2 separate regions of the Homo sapiens genome follow, and region 2 is linked to region 1. Evidence: chromatin contacts called from ENCODE Hi-C or POLR2A ChIA-PET data. All regions are on one chromosome and are shown on one strand. The core of a region is the stretch at or near the end of the contact, and the rest is flanking DNA. Distances in the headings are between cores, read along the strand shown. Region 1 overlaps IGF2R (insulin like growth factor 2 receptor). Region 2 overlaps SLC22A1 (solute carrier family 22 member 1).

Region 1 (6,901 bases), core at 4,082-6,581:
GAAACAAGAGGTCTGGCACTAGTAGCACAACCTAAGGTGGCATTCCAAGTCTTTAAGCAAGTCACAGCAACTTTTCTGCCAAAGTCAGCTTAGTTTAGACTTCAGTGAATCAGGCTGTTGCCATCCTAATGTATGTCTCTGTGAGTCTGTTCATTCACATATCTGCCGTTGGCTGACTTTCTTGACTCGCTGCTTGCTTGCTTGTTTCCTTGCTTTGGAAAGCTATTGAAGATGTGTACATAATTCTTTAGGAAGGGGATTGCTAAAAAATACACTGCAAAGCGATGGAAAACAGTGGAGAACAGGGGAGTAGCCAGGCTGGATGGCTCAAATATAAATGAATGAGGAATTCTTTATGAAGTGTCAGTTGGACTTTGTGATTGAGTGATGTAATACAGGAATTATATAGAAAGGGAAGAATATCTGATACTGATCTGTTAGATACTTCAGAGGCTCCTTGATTTGCATATTTAAAGTTCCTAAAATTGTAGCTTTTCCCTTCTTTTGGCTGTACAGCAGACTGTTTTAATCCACGGTTGTGCCTTATTGTTCCATTAAAATTGTGTCTTCAGTCCATCAATAAATACTCGTGGTTAAAACAAAACAAAAATTCTTTACTGCATGCTGACTAAGGGCAGGGCTCTATCCATGTGCATCGAGTGGCCTCGTAAGCTGTGAACAGAGTGCCTGTGGGACGTGGGATGAAGTCTCTTCTGCCTGATTTTAAGTCTTTGCAAACTTTTTAGACCGTAAGGAGCTAAGCTCAGTCTGCTCGTGAAAAATGATGGTGACATGCCATGTGTGCCCTTCCCGTTTGACAGACGGCGATCTCGATGTCGTGTTTGCCTCTTCCTCTAAGTGCGGAAAGGATAAGACCAAGTCTGTTTCTTCCACCATCTTCTTCCACTGTGACCCTCTGGTGGAGGACGGGATCCCCGAGTTCAGTCACGAGACTGCCGACTGCCAGTACCTCTTCTCTTGGTACACCTCAGCCGTGTGTCCTCTGGGGTGAGTATGACATCCGGAAGCTTAGCACTTGTACCCCACATCTTCCCTTAAGAATAAGTGTATGTGTGTTTTTTCCCCAATGTTTTCTTGTGAAATATTCAGAACATGCACCAAAAAATAGAGAAAATGATAGAAGCGGACCCCACATAGTCAGTGCCCCGCTCCGTTGCTTGTCAGCATCCTGCCACTGATTTTTGGTCCATGGCTGCGTCACCTCCCACCACCCCCAGCAGCAGTGCCATTGTTTCCTTTGTGTGTACCATGCCCCGAATAGGGTCCAGTCAGGGCACCCCAGCTCTGTCCCTCTACCCTGTTCCCATTGCTGCCTCCCTCTCCTTAGCTCCTGGGAGGCAAGTACTGGTGGTGCCTCCTCTGTGTAATCCTGGAACATCTTTTGTGTCGTAATACAAATGATTGTTTGGTAAAGTTTCACTTTGATTTGAGTGCAGTATTTTTACTTTGATTTGAGTGCAGTATTTTTACGTTTGTTTGAATGAATGAAAAGCTTACTCTCCAGATTTTGAGAATCAGCATGAGAACAGAGGGAGCAGTTTCTGCTCTGAAGGAAGGTGGCACCTCCATTGGTTGTCTTGTGTCCCACAGCCGTTTTATACTTTGCCACGAATAACATGTTGTCAGTTGCTTTCCTCTTGGATTTATTTTCTTCTTATGTTACCCCCACCCATCATTGTATTTATATTTATTTTTATTTTTTATTTTTTTGGGATGGACTCTTGCTCTGTCACTCAGGCTGGAGTGCAGTGGTGCGGTCTTGGCTCGTTGCAACCTCTGCCTCCTGGTTCAGACGATTCTCCTGCCTCAGCCTCCCAAGTAGCTGGGATTGCAGGCATGTGTCATTATGCCCTGCTAATTTTTGTATTTTTGGTAGAGATGGGGTTTCACCATGTTGACCAGGCTGGTCTTGAACTCCTCACCTCAGATAATCTGCCTGCCTTGGCCTCCCAAAGTGCTGGCATTACAAGCGTGAGCTGCCATGCCCGGCCTGGCCCACCATTTTACATAAGCTTTTCATTCTCTGTCCTGAGACTTTAAGATTGGGGGAACATGAATTCTTGCCATGTAATTGTTTCCTTCATGTCCTGAAAAAGGGACCGTAGAGTCAGCAGACGACAGTGGTGGGGGTCATGGGGGAATGAAGATCACACATTTTACATCTTAAATCAGCACTCCCCCTGCCCACCCTTAACAGTGGACATGAGCTCAGCAAAAACCAGCTTTGTCCTGTGCTGTTCAGGCCTGTGTACTTAGGGATCCTCAGCTGCACAGTCAGGGAAAGAGGCTTTTGGTTGAAATTTCACTTGTGGTATTTTCAGCTTTTGAATGTTTATGGTGTTCCGGTGACGTCATTACAAAATGAAAGGATTGAAACTGGAAGTTCTTCCTGAAAGAAGCAAAATGTGAATTTTTATAAAAGATAAAACCCAGAAGTGAACTTTCCCTGCATTCTCTGTCATGGAGAGGCTACAGCTGCCATGAGATGAATCCTGCCTCCTGACATGGCAGCTGGTCTTCTGTGTGGGTTTGAGGGACCAGGCCAGGCTAGGATCCCGTCCATGTTGAATGTTTAGAGTTCGACTTCTGTGAGTAGGAAAAGCACTGTTTATAGGGCTTTGGTGTTTGACTCTAAAACCAGAGAGGAAGATTCTCCAGGAAACCTCGGTTTCATGATGTTCAGAACATCAGGATTGGGAGCTGTTTAAATCCCTTAACACACTGACAAGGTAATAAGGACTTTAAAAAAAAGAAACAGAAGTTGAAACCAAGAGCAAAAACTCAGATGGTGGATTTTGAGGGATGCAGGTACCACCCGGGGGTGACGTGGAATAGTGCCTGAGATTTTTTTTTCCCCAAATGTTATCAGTGTTGTACATTGTAGAATCATGTAAATATGGCCAGACGCGGTGGCTCACGCTTGTAATCCCAACATTTTGGGAGGCTAAGGTGGGCGGATCACTTGAGGTCAGGAGTTCTAGACCAGCCTGGGCAACATGGTGAAACCCCGTCTCTACTAAAAATACAAAAATTAGCCAGGTGTGGTGGTGCACACCTGTAATCGCAGCTACTCAGAAGGCTGAGGCAGGAGAATTGCTTGAACCTGGAAGGTGGAGGTTGCAGTGAGCCGAGATGGCGTCACTGTACTGCAGCCTGGGTGACAGAGCGAGACTAGATCTCAGGAAAAAAAATCATGTAACTATAACAAACAGGTAGCAATGTTCGCCCTAATAGATTACCATTTTTAGTTCTTTTAGCTATTTCTTCTGGAATTTACCTCAGTATTTTAAATTAACATCCTATATCTCATCTGTTGACTTCCTGCAATAGTAGATGAAGATAGAGCTGTCTTACACCTTCCTCCTACTTTACAAAAATGGTTCTTTCACAATATTTGATTAAAGTCAAAAAATTTACACAAAGCTAAAAGACAGGCATCTACAGATGGAAGGGGCAGGCTATGTGCCCAGCACAGTTATTGATGACAAGACCCACCCACTTATGAAATACCAGGAGAGCAGATACAAAGAAAAGACTGTAAAAGCTTTAGGGGAGGCTAATTTGTTGTATTAGAAAATAATTCAAGAAAGGTTAAAATACTTTAAATCCTCACTTTATATCATCGATAGGTTCTTGGAAACTGCAACTTTATGTGAAATGATGTATAATGAAACCAGTTTTTTTTCCTCAGCTTTATGTTATGTTATGTTATGTTATGTTATGTTATGTTATGTTATGTTATTTTTTTGAGACAGAGTCTCGCTCTCGCCCAGGCTGGAGTGCAGTGGCGCGATCTCGGCTCACTGCAAGCTCTGCCTCCCAGGTTCACGCCATTCTCCTGCCTCAGCCTCCCAAGTAACTGGGACTACAGGGGCCCGCTACCATGCCCGGCTAATTTTTTTGTATTTTTAGTAGAGACGGGGTTTCACCGTGTTAGCCAGGTTGATCTCGATCTCCTGATCTTGTGATCCGCCTGCCTCAGCCTCCCAAAGTGCTGGGATTACAGGCGTGAGCCACCGTGCCCGGCCTCATCAACTTTATAATGAGACAGTTTTGAAGGAAATGATGTCATTCGAGGACCTCCCATAGTCGCTTCACGGAAGGTTGCAGTTTGAAGGAAACTGTCAGCGACCCTATGAGGACACACTGTACTGGACAACAGTGGTGTCTAAGCTGAGAGGGGTGGCAGAGTTCCCAGCTTTTAAAATTTCTTACAGTGATAGCATCATATGAAAGTAAAACCATTTTCTTGAAAGAAATGAAGGAAGGAAGAAAAGGTAGAGTTCCTAATTGTTTGGAAGACATACTGTTAGACTTCCTGTCTTAGTATGCATGCCAGTATTTTAAGAATAACCACTAAAATAATATAAATATAGTATGTAACTTCCAAAACAGCGGAGAAGAAAAGGAGAAGTAAAAATACTTAAATCCCCAAAGAAGACAAGCAAGGAGAAAAATAAAACAAAAATCAGATAAGTAGAAATTTCAGCCCAGTATGGTAGAAATAAATCTAAATATATCTATAATCATAAGTATAGCTTGACTAAACTTGTCAGCTAAAAAACAAGTTGTCAAACTGGATTTCAAAAACAACTCTGTTTACAGGGAACATGCCTAAAACAAGGATACAGAAAAGACCAAAGTCAAAGGAGAAGAAAAGATATACCAGAAAATAATCTGAAAGAAAGCTGCAGTAGTTATGTTAATATAAGATAAAATAGGATATTAAAGAAAAATATTAGGGATAAAGAATAAAGAGGGTCATTATAATTTTAAAAGGGCTAATTTCCTAGGAAGATACAAGAATCCTAAACTTCCATCTACCTAATAAAAAAGCCTTGATATGTAAAGCAGAAATTGACAAAACCACACACAAGAAACAAGCCTAGTGATTGCTGGGTTGAGTAGACAAAGAGTAAAGCTTTTTTTGGAAGATTGAGACAGCACAGTGAAAAGCAAGATTTAATAGACATGCGCAGAACACTGTTCCCTGCGTTGGGAGAACACTGTTTGCCCAAGCTTACATCAAACACTTAGAAAACTTTAGCAAAAATTAACCACAAAGCAGGCAAGTCAGCAATTTCCCTTTTTTTTTTTTTTTTTTTTTTTTTTTTTTTTTTTTTTTTTTTTTTTTTTTTTTTTTTTTTTTTTTTTTTTTTTTTTTTTTTTGGAGACAGAGACTTGCTCTTTTGCCCAGGCTGGAGTGCAGTGGTGCGATCTTGGCTCACTGCAACCTCTGCTTCCCAGATTCAAGTGATTCTCATGCCTCAGCCTCCTGAGTAGCTGGGATTATGGGCGTGTGCCACTACCTCCTGGCTAATTTTTGTATTTTTAGTAGAGATGGGGTTTCACCATGTTGGCCAGGCTGGTCTCAAACTCCTGACCTCAGGTGATCCACCTGCCTCAGCCTCCTAGAGTGCTGGGATTACAGGCATGAGCCACTGTGCTCGGCCTAAGTCAGCAGATTTCTGACTGATGCAATTAACTACATACATGATGCAATTAAGTTAGGAACCAAGAACAAACAACTGAAAAATAGAAATACGTTTGAAGACTAAAACTCACTTCTGAATAATCTATGGTCCAAAGAAGAAATCAAAGGTAGAAAGTAAAATACGCTTAGAACTGAGTGATGATGTGTCTCTTGGATGCATTTCGAGTGGTCCTGAGTGGCTGGAGCTGCTTCTGGGTGAGTGGGTTTCTGGCTTGGAGGGAGAGGTCTGCATAGCTCTCAGACCTGTCTGTGGAGTGTGGTGGTGCTTCTTTCTGAGCAGAGGTCAACCCTTGCAGGCCCACCTAGAACTGGACGCCAGGCTGTCCCTGTGGTTTCTTGTCTTGCTGATGTTTTAGATTGTTTGGCTTAAGCTGAACTTTGAGAGCGGCAGCCCTTGCGGCTGGGCCGCGGGTTGGCCTGTTGCCCTCAACCTCAGTTCTTTGAGCAGCCGGCATCTTCAGCAGCACAAGATGCGCCCCGCTGGGGTTGCCTCTTATCACCAGCAGCACAGGAGGAATTTCTGTTTATGTGATCCTGTTCCTGTGTGTGTGGCCCCAAGTGACAGAGGGCCAGAGAGATTAGAAGTGTCAAGTCGTTACACTCTTGAGTGTCATCTTGCTCCCTAAGCGCAAAGGGAAGTCTCCGTGGTTGTTTCTCATTTTCTATTATTGTCCCAACTCTGCTTGAGTGTTCGATGTCATGGAAACGCACTGCTTTTTCCCACAAGTGTGCATGTGGGTCTTGGGTGGGAATGGTGAACTCCGCTGGTGAGGCAGCTGGTGTGCTCAAGAGCCTTCTCCTGGGATGGAGCAGGCTTGGAGAGAGGAGACCCGTCGGGGGCTGTGCTGGGCTCTGCTGCTCCCTGGGCCCCACCCTGGTCTGTGGCCGCCCCTGGGCCCCGTCCTGGCCTGTTTCTAAGGCCCCCTGGGCCCCTTTCGTGTGGAGATGGTGTCTCATGGTGGGCTGCGCTCACTGCTTCCAGAAGAAATTCTGAGAGGAAAGAGCTCTGACCCTGGAGAGAAGTGTGGTGCTTCGGGACAGCCTCTGCCCCAGCCTAGTCCTGCCGTGGATTGGGCCACCTAGAGGGGGCCGCGTCCCTCCTGCCTGTCTCCTCTGTGTTTGGGTGAATGATAGTTCATGGAGCTGGAAGCAGTGCCTTCTTGTCTGCTTTCTGACAACCCTGCCACAAACTCATCATCAGGAACTTTTTGCAGCCCTCTTCCATGTGGAGTGGGACTTGTGGCCTTGTTTTCTGGGCAGGAGTAAGAATCACATGGTGTTGGGAAAGTCAGAGCTGCTCTTGCCTTGGGGACTCAGGTCTCAGGTTGTGGCTGTGGCAGCAGGACCACCCTGTGACACGGCTCCTTTTCTGTGACGTCCTTGCAG
Region 2 (6,549 bases), core at 3,394-5,893, 40 kb after region 1:
GGGCTCCCAGGTGGCTCTGCTCATGACAGCGTGAGTGTGGCTGATGCTCTCCCTCCCTCCTAGATGCTTTCCCTCGAAGAGGATGTCACCGAAAAGCTGAGCCCTTCATTTGCAGACCTGTTCCGCACGCCGCGCCTGAGGAAGCGCACCTTCATCCTGATGTACCTGTGGTGAGGGGCGTTCCTGTGCGTCTCTCCAGGCAGAATCAGCACGCTCGCCCAAGCACTGGGCTATAGATTAGAGACAGTGGAATACTCAGGTGGAAAAAGAGAAAGGGAAAAAGAATTGTAATATAGTTGTGAGTGGTCAAAGAGCTCTTTTTGTTTCTCCCTTGGGGATTGAATAATAAGGAAAAGGCTTCATTTTAGTGAGGAGCATTTGTTACCTTTGGGAGATCACCAGTGGGATGAGAGAAATAGGATAAAGGGTTATCGGGGCTGCCTCCGTTCCACATGGTCTCATCTTCTGGGAATAGCCAAGTCTTGACTCGGCGTCAGAAGGTGGATGAGAGCTCCTGGAGCGTTCGAGGAGGAAGTTCCATTCCTCATATCTAAACACCCTAGAGACCCTACCTGAGCATCTCTGTGCATTTGTTACCTATTGACTAGAGAACGCACACCCACATGGACCCACGCACACACGCTTTGCACATTCCAGGGGTCTGCATGCTCCCCCAGCTGCTGTCACGAGCAGGAATCCCCTGCCCTGCTCCCTAGGAGGATGCTGGCTCACCTCCTCCGCACAAGGGCTTTCCCCTCAGCATACAGTGAGGGCCCCCCAACTGCACTCTGGGCCTGGCCCCTTCAGCGGGAGCAGCTCCGCTACCCAGGCACACTTGTTTGCTCTTCTATGTGAGGTTTTATTGGAACAAAGAGTTTGTAGTAAGTCAGTGCCTGGCATATTGCAGACCCTAAATCAATATTTGCTGAAAGTTGAATGAGTAAACACTGTGCCCCAGAATCTGTCCAGGTTCAGTGTGTCCTGTCCTGCCTCAACCTTCACCCTCCCTGTCTCCGAGTTTGCCGCTGGGGTCCTGCACCCAGCCACATGCTGGGCCCGTGAACCTTTGCAAATAGCCCCATGTACCTGGTGGGTTTCCATGGATACTCAGTGTTGAACTCAGCATGGAGGCTGGGACTGGCCGCTGCAGTGGAAGTAACTGCCCGCTCTGCTACGCTGTTCAGCTCCCCTCCCCAGCTCCGAGACTCCCCACAAGGCAGTGTTCTTGACTCTTCTGTTCTGTTACCCCCACATCCAGTCCTCTGGCAAGTTCCATCAACTGGCTTGGAAATGCCTTCAGAACCTGCTGCCTCCCATCTTGGGCACCCTGGGTTCCCTTGCTGGGGTTGTAGTAGCCCTGTCCTTGGCACTAATTCTTTGTATAAATGTCAGCTGTCTCATGGACAGTTCTGCAGCATCTCTTACCTGCATTACTGTAGGCACCTTCTGGGTGGCCTGCTGGCTTTACCCATGCCCCTCGGTGCTCCACAAAGCAGGCAAAGGCATCCCTTAGAGCTCAACAGACCTTGTCTCTCCCTGTTTACCCTCTGCTGGCTTCCTAATCACTGAGAATAAAGCCAGATCCTTTTCTGTGGCCCACAAGGCCTCACGCCTTTGGCCCCTGAACGCCCTTTTCTACTGTCCTGCTGGTTGTCATGACTGAGACTCGAAAGGTCTGTCCACCATGTCCTGGCTGTGTGACCTTCCAAAGGGCCTTAATCTCTCCGTGACTCAATTTCCCCCTCAGTAATGGGAGAAGTGATAGTACCTATCTCACAGATGTGTTGGGAGGATTAAGGAGATTATATGTGTAAATGACATAGAAGAGGGTACAGCATCCATGCAGGAAATGTTCAATGTCAATGTGGTTTTTTTTGTTATTTTAATACACACATGCAATTCATGAGCTCTGCCCACAGGTGGCAGCCCGGCACATTTGTTAACTGGCTTGTTGACAGGAAAATCAAGGTTACACGTTCCTTTCTCTTAAACCAGTTTCTTTATCAGTAATATGACTGCTGTCTTTAACTGGCTAAATGGTACAGAGGCACTCAGGCTAACCTCAACTCCTTGAGTTGCAGGCAAGCACCTTGTTTCTTGTTCTCTTGACCCTTTGTCCAATCAGGAATAATTTAGGACTAGAAACAAAAGCATCCCAATGCTTCTTTAGGCGAAATTTTATCAAAGAAGGATACATTCCTTAGCAACATGCATTTTCATCTCAGTTTTGGAGCTGATAGGCAATCTGCATGCTGGGATGAGACAGTAATTTCTTATTGACCCAAATCTGTTCTCACAATGTAAATATGACTGTAAAAGCTTTCTAGCTTCCAAATGATATTTTCCCCCCGAAGTGACACATGAGGCACCCTACATTTTGGCTCAGGTGAGAGTGATTTAGCTAGGCCTCGGGTCTGTGTGCCATATGCTGTAATGTTGCTACATTTTCTCAAATATGGACGGAGGGGGTGTGCAGTGAATGGAAGAGCGTAGGTGAATCAATAGCGCCCACTAAGGACAGCACAGTAAAGGGCCGGGAATGCCATGGTGCGGTTGGAAAGACCTGGCCCATGCCTCTGTCTGTTGTGCCCTGAGTCTTCTGAGTGCCCTGAGTGCATACTGTGTGCTGGGAACTATAATTGGCACTTTTGTACGCTAATTCAGTGAGTACTCAAGACAAACAGATGTGGGAGGTACTATTACAATCCCATTTACAGACGAGGGAACTGAGGCCCAGAGAGGTTAGTTAACTTCCTCAAGGTGACACAGCTCATAAAGCAATCCGACACCTGGCCCCTTACTTCCTGGTCTCTCCTGCCCACCTCCTCGTAGGCCTGTTGGGGTGTCAGATGAGGTACGCACGTGCAGGGCTTGGTGCAGAACCAGACATTTAAATCTGCAGTGAACAGTAGCCATCCTCACGTGCAGTCTCCAGGAGACTTGGAGGCATATCCTACAAGTCAGACTCTCACATCTATCATGAAAAAAATGTATCATTGGGGCCCTTCTAGGACACTCTTTCTCATTTTTACTCCCCTCTTCTCATATTGCTCTAGGGCATTCTAAACCCAGTGATTCATGCTCTTTCTCCATCTGCGAGGGGCTTTTTTTTTTTTTTTTTTTCTTCAGTCTCTGACTCATGCCTTTGACTTGAAACCTCCTCTTGGCTCAGGTTCACGGACTCTGTGCTCTATCAGGGGCTCATCCTGCACATGGGCGCCACCAGCGGGAACCTCTACCTGGATTTCCTTTACTCCGCTCTGGTCGAAATCCCGGGGGCCTTCATAGCCCTCATCACCATTGACCGCGTGGGCCGCATCTACCCCATGGCCATGTCAAATTTGTTGGCGGGGGCAGCCTGCCTCGTCATGATTTTTATCTCACCTGGTAAGTTGGTAAGTTGTCTGCTTTCATCATTTCCCAGGCAATCGAAGTGTGGGGAAAGTGTTGTGACTCTTTGATAAGCCTCTGGAATGAGAACAAAGATGAGGTGCTACCTTTGTCTACAAAGTTTTTTTAGATTTTAAATTGAGGGGCCGTGCACAGTGGCTCATGCCTGTAATCACAGTACTTTGAGAAGCCAAGGCAGGTGGATCACCTGAGGTCAGGAGTTCAAGACCAGCCTGGCCAACATGGTGAAACCCCATCTCTACTAAAAATACAAAATTAGCCGGGCTTGGTGGCGGGCGCCTGTAATCCCAGCTACTTGGGAGGCTGCTTGAACCCAGGAGGCGGAGGTTGCAGTGAGCCGAGATCGCACACTCCAGCTTGGGAGACAGAGTACAACTCCATCTCCCAAAAAACAAACAAACAAACAAACAAAAAAACCCCCAAAAACAGCAAAAAAAAAAAAAATTAAATTGAGTTTTAACATACATACAATCAGCAAACTATAAGTGCATGACTCCATGAGTTTTTAAAAATGTGTACACCCGGGCAGCATGATCCACGTAAAGATGGGGAACCTTTCCAACTTCTCCAAAGCCTCCCTCAGGCTCCTTCACAACAACCCCTGCCACCCCTCCAAGGTCACCACTACTCTGCCCTTTGTCAGCACAGATTGTGCCTGTTCTTGAGCTTCATATAGATGGCACCATACCAAATATACTGTTTTTGTTATTGTTGTTGTGTTTTGAGACAGAATCTTGCTCTGTTATTCAGGCTGGAGTTCAGTGGTGCAATCACAGCTCACTGCAACCTTGAACTCTTGGGCTCAAGGGATCCTCCCGCCTCAGCCTCCTCAGTAGCTGGGACTACAGGCGTGAGCCACTATGCCCGGTTAATGTTTTTATTTTTTGTAGAGATGGGGTCTTACTATGTTGCCCAAGCTGGTCTCAAACTCCTGGGCTCAAGCAATCCTCCCACCTCAGCCTTTCAAAGTGTTGGGATTATAGGCATGAGCCATTCATCATTGCACCTATGAGACCCACCCATGTTGTCACATGAGAGTGTAGTTGGTACTTCAAACAAAATTATTGTGTAGGATTCCACTGTATGAATATGACACTCTGCATCCCTTCCACTGTTGATTGTCACTTGTGTTGCTTCCAATGTTTGCCACTTATTGGGACTAAAATCATCCTTGCACGTATCTTTGGGCAGGCACATGCTTTCATTTCCCTTGGGTACAGGTCTGTGAGTACACTTGCTGGGTCCCAGGGAGGCATATGTTTAGCTCTAGCAGACACTGCCAAACAGCTTTCCAAAGTGGTTAGACCATTTTATACTCCTCCCAGGAACACATGGGAGCTCCGATTACTCCAGATCCTCCCAACACTTGATCTGGCTCATCTTTTTAAGAGTGGCCATTTTGGTGGATGTATACTTTAGTCTGTAATTCTTACAATCAAAGATAAACCAAGCTACATTTAAACCTAAAGCAGATTAACTTCAGTCAGTTTTAATTTGAGTACGTAAATTGCCTTTCACATTCATTGCTCTTGGATATGTTGTAAAATAAATACAAGGGCAGATCTGCTCTTTTCTCAGTTTTTACTGCGTGTGCTCTGCACTTGCTGATTTAGTGAGTCATTTTGGCAGGCTTTCGTGCAGGGTATTGTAGAGACTGTTCTGTGAAATCTGTATGCCCAAGAACTAGGCTGTGTAGATCAGGCTGGAAAGAAAAAGGGTTGGGGAAAGAAAGCTCAGTTTTCTTTTCCCTTTTTTTCATGGAGAAAGAACAGAGAACACAGGAAAAGGGGCAGCATGGATCTGAAATAGATTTTGCTCACTTTCTTCCCAATCTCTCTGTTTCTGGAATCCTGGGTAAGATGTGATGGATGGGCATACTTTTAAAAAGTTCACAGCACTGAGTGCCAAGAAGGAGGGCCATCGAGGGCTAAGTCCATTCAGTTGTCACCTGGACAGAGCCCAGGCATCGTCCCCTCCCCAGCCCCCTCCTCCCAGCTCCTGTCCTCCCCTCGTCCCTCTGTCTTAGTCCTTATCACATTTTAGGACAGTCATTCATTCAACCCGCAGGAAATATCTCCAGGCCTTCTATATGGCTGGCAGGTATCTAGGTCCTAGGATTTCAACCATGAGCGAAGCAGAGAGAGTTCCTGCTCCATGGAGCTGACATTCCAGAGGGAAAAGAGAAGGATGTCAGTGCTTTCTACAATGGGCACGGGAGGCCTGAAGAGGCCTAAATGAAGTGGGAAGAGCCATGTAAAAATCTGGGGAGAGTTTTCTGACACGTGCAAGGCCCTTGGGGTGAGAAGAATGTGGCATTGGAGGGACTGCTCGGGATCTAGGGACAAGGGTCAGGCGAGCTCGTGGGGAGCAGTGGAGTGAGGCGTGGAGTGAGTTGGGAAGTAGCCAGCTGTGGACTTTATCCCAAGAGTGGTAGGAAACCACTGGTGGCTTTGAGCAGGGGTGGACTTGACCCAACTCCAGTCTGAACTGGGTCCCTCTGGCTGCTGTGATGAGCGGCCCTGGGGGTGCAGAGTGGAGGCATGTTCAGTTCTCTGAGGCCAGGGATGCTGTTTACCTCTGGTCAAGCATCACCAGGCTAAAGACCTGTGAATGAGGACCTCCCTCGAGGCATTGGAGTGAACTCCTTGCCTTTTATCTTTTAGAAGCTAGATGAGGTGTGGTCCTTAACAGAAGGCTCAGCTTGGCTTCTCTATCAGGGCTGAGAGCTCCAGGAGGCAGAGAGACTGTGTTGCACCCATGAGACGGGTGAGGGGCACTCTCATTTGGACCCTCACACTGGCTGAGTGAGATGATACAAGATTTCCATAAATAGCCAGTATCTGGGGACAAGGGTCAAGCTGACATCGTGTCTGTGACCCCAGAGGCCTTTATAGTGAGCTGGTGTGTCACAGGGTTACTTGCATTTCAGTGCTGGGGGTAACCCATGCAGAGCAGATGATGGTGGTTATTAAGGATCTGAGCTTCTTTCCAATGAAGCCAAATTCTTTGATCATTCTCAATAGGGAGAGGGCTTTCTGGGCCTTCAGGTGGTCGAGAACCCCACAGCAGCCTGCCAGCGTGAAACAAGGGCTCGCTTCCCTCATTCTCAGCCTCTGAGACTATTATGAAAGGTGTTTT

The links. Hi-C counts contacts between places; a loop is a spot of excess contacts on that map. ChIA-PET counts read pairs that join two places held with the same protein, here RNA polymerase II (POLR2A).
Region 2: a map of ascending aorta shows a loop between it and region 1 (2.3-fold over the local background). The contact joins two enhancer-like sites. A Hi-C loop is called at or near these places in 2 of 168 maps with a recorded cell type or tissue (ascending aorta and posterior vena cava). POLR2A ChIA-PET finds 5 or more read pairs at or near these places in 1 of 52 experiments (MCF 10A).

What each region holds. Positions count from the first base shown.
Region 1 is chr6:160,095,618-160,102,518 of GRCh38, forward strand. It overlaps IGF2R (insulin like growth factor 2 receptor), which reads left to right. Exons shown (of 48, transcript NM_000876.4): 45 at 822-1,008. It also overlaps the pseudogene CHP1P2. Among named protein-coding and RNA genes, the nearest start is that of SLC22A1, 23 kb to the right of the region's middle. Within about 2 kb of position 5,332, at least 3 of the 41 ENCODE cell types and tissues checked have a DNase peak (open chromatin) inside an H3K27ac peak, as active enhancers do; they include ascending aorta, where a contact is called at or near this core.
Region 2 is chr6:160,136,481-160,143,029 of GRCh38, forward strand. SLC22A1 (solute carrier family 22 member 1) reads left to right here. Exons shown (of 11, transcript NM_003057.3): 6 at 64-170; 7 at 3,173-3,387. Among named protein-coding and RNA genes, the nearest start is that of SLC22A1, 18 kb to the left of the region's middle. Within about 2 kb of position 4,644, at least 8 of the 41 ENCODE cell types and tissues checked have a DNase peak (open chromatin) inside an H3K27ac peak, as active enhancers do; they include ascending aorta, where a contact is called at or near this core.